Linked DNA regions of Homo sapiens: region 1 is linked to region 2. A link is a loop called in an ENCODE intact Hi-C map of the cell type or tissue named here. Cell type or tissue: breast epithelium. All regions are shown on one strand. Each heading gives the region's core, and the rest is flanking DNA. Links, peaks and the distances in the headings are about the cores only. Region 1 overlaps ZFYVE28 (zinc finger FYVE-type containing 28). Region 2 overlaps ZFYVE28 (zinc finger FYVE-type containing 28).

Region 1 (2,910 bases), core at 99-2,598, 53 kb after region 2:
CAGGCGCCCGCCACCTCGCCCGGCTAATTTTTTGTATTTTTAGTAGAGATGGGGTTTCACCATGTTAGCCAGGATGGTCTCGATCTCCTGACCTCGTGATCCACCTGCCTCGGCCTCCCAAAGTGCTGGGATTACAGGCGTGAGCCACTGCGCCCGGCCTACAATATCATACTTTCTAAATACACTTATTATTTCTGGCAGCTTTTTGTAGATTCTGTTAAATTTTTTGCCAATAAAGATAATCTTCACTTCTTCCTTTTCTCTCTGGATGCCGAGTGTGTGTGTGTGTGTGTGTGTGTGTGTGTGTCTGTGTGTCACCCTATTGAACTAGCTAGAATTCCAGTACAAAGTTGAATAGAAGTGGTGAGAGCAGACATCTTTTGTTAATGATGGAACTCTGAATGCTTTCTCCCCAAAGATAAGCGTGATGTTAGCTGTAGGATTTTCGTAGCTACCCTTTGTCAGGCCAAGGCAGTTGCCACCTACTCATAGCTTGCTGAGAGTTCTTATTAGGAATAGATGTTAGATTTTTTTTTTCAGATGCTTTTTTTGTGTGTCAACGGAGATTATCATGTTATTTTTATTATGGTAAATTACATTGATGGTTTTTTTTACTCGATAAATACTGACTTTTTATTAGTATCCACTCCATCACTCAACAGCAATAGCAGCATGCAGATGCCATGAGGGCAGGGCTGTGTGTACACACAACACTCACCAGTACATCCCAGTGCCTAGTACACAGTAGGCACTCAGTTATATCATTGAAACAGGGAACGCTTGGCTGATTCATTTACATTTTAATTTATTTTATTTTTTTTATTATTATACTTTAAGTTTTAGGGTACATGTGCACAATGTGCAGGTTAGTTACATATGTATACATGTCCCATGCTGGTGCGCTGCACCCACTAACTCATCATCTAGCATTAGGTATATCTCCCAATTCTATCCCTCCCCCCTCCCCCCACCCCACAACAGTCCCCAGAGTGTGATGTTCCCCTTCCTGTGTCCATATGTTCTCATTGTTCAATTCCCACCTATGAGTGAGAATATGCGGTGTTTGCATATTTTCTTTTTGAATAGTGTGACTTACTCTTTTTGGCATATGATAGCTATGGTATCACATAAACAATTGTAAACTGTGTCGAGCTGCCAAAAGTTTGAATCTCATGCCAGTATATACATTCAGCCTTCTCACCATAGCTATTTGAGAGTTATAATTATCTATAGCACTGAAAGAGACTTTGGGCTCATCTGGTCCGATTCTCTTATTTCATGAATTAGAACACTAAATCCACTCAGACTGGGTGACTCGTCTGTCAGAACATGCAATAAACAGAAAACAAGGGGTTGTTTGCCTGATGCCATAGCATCCAAAGGTCAGGGTAGCTGGAACTCTTGGTGTCTTCTTGTCTTACAAAATGATGGAAGACGCATCATTTTAGTTCTCTGGTAGAAAGAGGATCAGAGAACCAGCTGGGAATCACAAATATGCTACAAAGATAAAAGACAGAATTTGGCCCTAAATAAAAATAGATTCTTAAAAATAGAGAAGAGATCAGATATGTTGCTAAGAAAATGCAGATGTTAGACCATATCCATGGTTCACAGTCCTTGTGAAAGCTTAAAAAATATAGATGCCAGGACCCAATCCCAGAGATTCTGCCTTATTTGGTCCAGGAAGAGCATAAGCATACATTGATTGATTTTTGAATGTTAAAAAAAATTACTCCTGCATTCCTGGGATAAATCCCACTCGTTCATGGTACATTATCCTTTTACGCATTATTGAATTCAGTTTCCTAAAATTTTGTTAGGAATTTTTGGATCAATATTCATTAGGGATATGGGCCCACAGTCTTTGTCTGATTTTGGTGTCAAGACAGTGTCATAGATGAGTTGTGAAGGATTCTGTCCTCTTCAGTTTTATGGAAGAGTTTGTGTAGTGTTAGTTCTTCTTAAATGTTTGGTAGAATTCACTATTAATCTATCTGGAACTGGAGTTTTCTTTGTAGGAAGATTTTTAACTACAAATTTAATTTCTTGAATAAATATAGGGTTTTCACATTATTTCAGAAATTTCTTCTTGAGAGAGATTTGGTAGTTTATGCCTTTTAAGAAATTTCATCTAAGTTGTTGAATTTATTGGCATAAGTTGTTTGTAATATTTCCTTATAATCCTTTTAATATATGTAGGATCCACCGCGATGTCACCTCTCTCGTTCCTGTTATTAAGTTGTATCTTCTGTTTTCATTCTGAACTGTGTTGATAGAGTTTTATCAATTTTACTGATATTCTCAAAGGAACTATTTTAGCTTCATTGATTTTCTCTATTGCTTTAATCTTTTCTCTTTCATTAAATTTCTGCTCTGATTGTTGCTATTCCTTTCTTCTGTTTGCTTTGGGTTTCATTTACTCTTCTCTCTCTAGTTTCTTTTTTTATTTTTATGTAGTAGACTTAAAAACAGAACCTTTATAGTTTCTTAATGTGGCAACTGAGGTTAGAGAATGAATGCCTTTCTTCTTTTCTAATTTAGGTATTTAGTGGTTTAAATTTCTCTGTAATTGCTGCTTTAGTGGCATTCCATAAATTTTGATATGTTGTATTTTTACTTTCATTTCATTCACAATACTTTTGATTTCCTCTTTGATTTCATGTTTGATTCGTGAGTATTTAAAAGTGTGTTATTTAGTTTTCAAATATTTATGGATTTTTCTAGAGATCTTTCTCTTAATGATTTCTAATTTAATTCCATTGTGGTCAGAGGATATACTTTGTGTGACTTGGATTATTTTTACACGTATTGAGGCTTGTTTCATGGCCCAGAATTTGGTCTTTCTTGGTATATGTTCCATATACAATCGGGAATCATGTGCATCTGGCTGTGGTTGGGTGGAATGTTCTG
Region 2 (2,910 bases), core at 216-2,715:
GTGACTGCATCTTTCTCTCAATGGAAGGTTCCACGCACTGCTTCCCACGCCCCCACTTGAGTGGCAGTGACAAGGTCCCACTAGTCCTTTGCCCATCTCAGATCCCTCTGCAGACCCGACGCTGGGGTACAGGCTTTTTCCCCTCCTGGGCTGTAGCCCTGGAAGTGTGGGGGCATCTGTGAGGAGCTGGGGCTCAGGGCAGCCCTGGTAGCTGAGGAGAAGGCAGCTGGGGCCACACAGGCTTGGGCCACAGCCCAGAGGGGTCATCAGGCGGCCACGGGGAAAGGACCTGTATTGTTCTGTGTGCCCTGCATTGTCAGAGAGGTCAGCATTGCACTTTGACTTTCCTCAAACACGGATAATGGCACGCCAGCCTCATGGAGACTCCCAAATGGGGATCCTGTTTCTGAGGGTGCTGGATGGGTGGTAGGCACGTCCTGTGAAGACCATGCTGGTGTTAGCTGACCGGGTCCTGAGCTAGGAGGAGGGGCCTTGGTGGAGGGGGCAGGCTTGGCCCTGCAGGGATGGGTCAGTGCTGCCCTGGTTTTCATGCAGTGAGAGGCTGACTGAGAGCAGAGTGAGCTTAAATTCCAGCACTGGTGTATCATTAGATGTGGGTGGGTAAATAGAGCACAAACGCACCTAAGCTTATTAGTCTGGTACAGCTGCTACGGTTTTTAATATTCCCTTCTAAGCCTTTTTCTTGGCATCTGTGTGAGTGTTGTTGTGCGACTGTCTACCGCGTTCCCTGCCCGCTCTCTGCTGTGTGGCTTCCGTGTTGTCTTCTGCCGGCCACTTCCCCGGGCTTTGTGGATCCGACTATGAAACAGTGATGCTGGCGCTGTCTTCCTCACATGCAGTCCTGGCTTGAGGATGTTCTGCTAGTTTTTGCCGCTGTTGCCTGCTCTGCTTAATACAGCTCTTGCTGACCCATCAGGACTTCTGGGGACCATAGCCAAGCAGAGGCTGCAGGACATGGCCTTCCAGCACCTTCTGCTCCTGCAGCGGGCGGGGCGGGAGATGGTGTCTGATGGCGGGGGCGGTGCCGGCTTGCCTGGCCGACTTACTGATCCAAGCCCTGGAGCAGCTGACCTTGGGAGGAGTTGGGGAGGAGGGGCCCCGCCCACCCAGCAGGGCTGTCTCCAGGTTGAAACGAGCTCCCAGCTGCAGCGCTGTCTGTGCGGTGCCTGGTGCCATGAGGGGAGCGGTGGCAGCAGAGCTCCATGCTCACTGGGGACCCAGCTGAGCAAGTCCCTCCTCCAGCGCCAGGGAGAGGATTTTAAAAGCTGCTACCACTGTCCCTCCACAGCCGGCAGGACCGGGATTTCTTCCTCTGTGTCTCTTGACAGCAGAGACTGCAGCATGACAAAGCCTCAGGGTCGTCGTGAGCTGCCCGACCCAAATCCCTCAGGCTGGCCACCACCACGCACACGGGGCTTCAGGGAGCGCTGGGAGGGCCAAGTGAACTGGTTTTGTTTGAAAGGTCTTTCTCATGAGAGGCTCGAGGAGAGGACGCAGCCCAGGTCTTGGGCCGGGACCCCCGCTACCACTGGGACCCCCGAGGGTTTTGCTGCTGATGGATGAAGAGGCTCCTGTGGAACTGTGGCCTCTGCTCTGCACCTGAGCCCCGGGGGTCATAGAGGTTCTTGGGGTGGACTGCGGTGCGGGGCGGCGAGGGGACCGCAAGGAGGCACTCCTTTTGGCTCCTGGCAACTCTGACCAAAAAGGCAGGCCCATGGAAAAGGCAGTTTTATCCTCTGAAAAACCTCTCTGTAGACACTCTCTTCCTTGGCTCAGAACTCACAGAGCCAGAAGGAGGAGGGGGAGGGCCTGGGGTGGGGCAGGTAGCACCGTCTGGTGTCAGAGTGAAAGCACCCTGTGGTTAGGACAGCTTCTGAGTGCTGCCCGGCCGGGAGGGTGTGTCCCTGCGACCCGGGCCCTGGGCCACCTACTGCACAGGCTGTGAGGGTGGGATGTGGGCACCGGGACTCCTGCCCTAGCCCCAGCCGCCTGTGTGAGATGGAGGTGGCAGTGCTTCCCTGCCCCTGTAACTGGGGCACCCCTGGGGTGGCTCTGCACAGGATGAATCGGCACCTCCCCCTTGGGCCATGTGTCGTTGCGTGTGAGCTGTGACCACTGCAAGGTGGCAGGGCCCTGCAGTGTCAGTGCCTCCACTGGCCATCCCCTTCGGGGCCCCCCTTAGTTCCATGGAGCAAATGTTTCCCCTGGGAACTGGGGAGAGGCTCGTGACGGCCCACCTGCCCAGCCTTCCTCCCTAGGTACCAGTTTCCATCCCCCACTGTGCTCACCTGGGGACATTCTCAGGGTGTGTGTGACGTCTGCCACCTCCAGTCCTTGTGGACAAAGAGAGTATAAGTCAACCACAGTCAATAGCTGAATCCTGTTGGTCTAGAATTTTTCACCCTGTGTGATGGTTAATACTGCCAACCTGATTGGATTGGAGGATACAAAGTATTGATCCTGGGTGTGTCTGTGTGCGTGCTGCCAAAGGATGTTAACATTTGAGTTAGTGGGCTGGGAAAGGCAGGCCCACCCTTAATCTGGTGGGCATAAACTAATCAGCTGCCAGCACGGCTGGAATGTAAAGCAGGCAGAAGAACGTGAAAGGGCGAGACCGGCCTAGCCTCCCAGCCTACAGCTTTCTCCTGTGCTGGATGCTTCCTGCCCTGGAACATCGGCCTCCAGGTTCTTCTGTTTGGGACTCGGCTCTCCTTGCTTCTCAGCTTGCAGACAGCTTATTGTGGGACCTTGTGATTGTGTGAGTTAATACTTAATGAACTCCCCTTTATATATATGTATCCTATTAGTTCTCCCTCTAGAGAGCCCTGACTAATATACCCAGGCAAACCGGGATGTCTGGGGGCCTCATGACACTCACTCCTGGGGTGG

The links. Peaks named below come from ENCODE experiments on the same cell type or tissue, not always from the same donor. Only the 100,000 strongest peaks of a DNase experiment are listed, where the experiment ranks them.
Region 1: a loop joins it to region 2, with 20 times the contacts of the local background. A loop is called at or near these places in 5 of 110 quality-filtered maps.

Annotation. Positions count from the first base shown.
Region 1 is chr4:2,347,432-2,350,341 of GRCh38, reverse strand. The region is part of intron 2 of ZFYVE28 (zinc finger FYVE-type containing 28); the gene reads left to right. LOC105374352 (a long non-coding RNA gene) reads left to right here. Exons shown (of 2, transcript XR_925056.3): 1 at 1-2,910. Among named protein-coding and RNA genes, the nearest start is that of ZFYVE28, 70 kb to the left of the region's middle. In breast epithelium, for the core only: no CTCF peak of the experiment used is centred there; no DNase peak of the experiment used is centred there.
Region 2 is chr4:2,400,465-2,403,374 of GRCh38, reverse strand. All of the region lies in intron 1 of ZFYVE28 (zinc finger FYVE-type containing 28), which reads left to right. Among named protein-coding and RNA genes, the nearest start is that of ZFYVE28, 17 kb to the left of the region's middle. RefSeq lists enhancers at 1,158-1,829, 1,950-2,009. In breast epithelium, for the core only: no CTCF peak of the experiment used is centred there; a DNase peak (open chromatin) is centred at 1,167; H3K4me3 peaks cover 1,344 bases.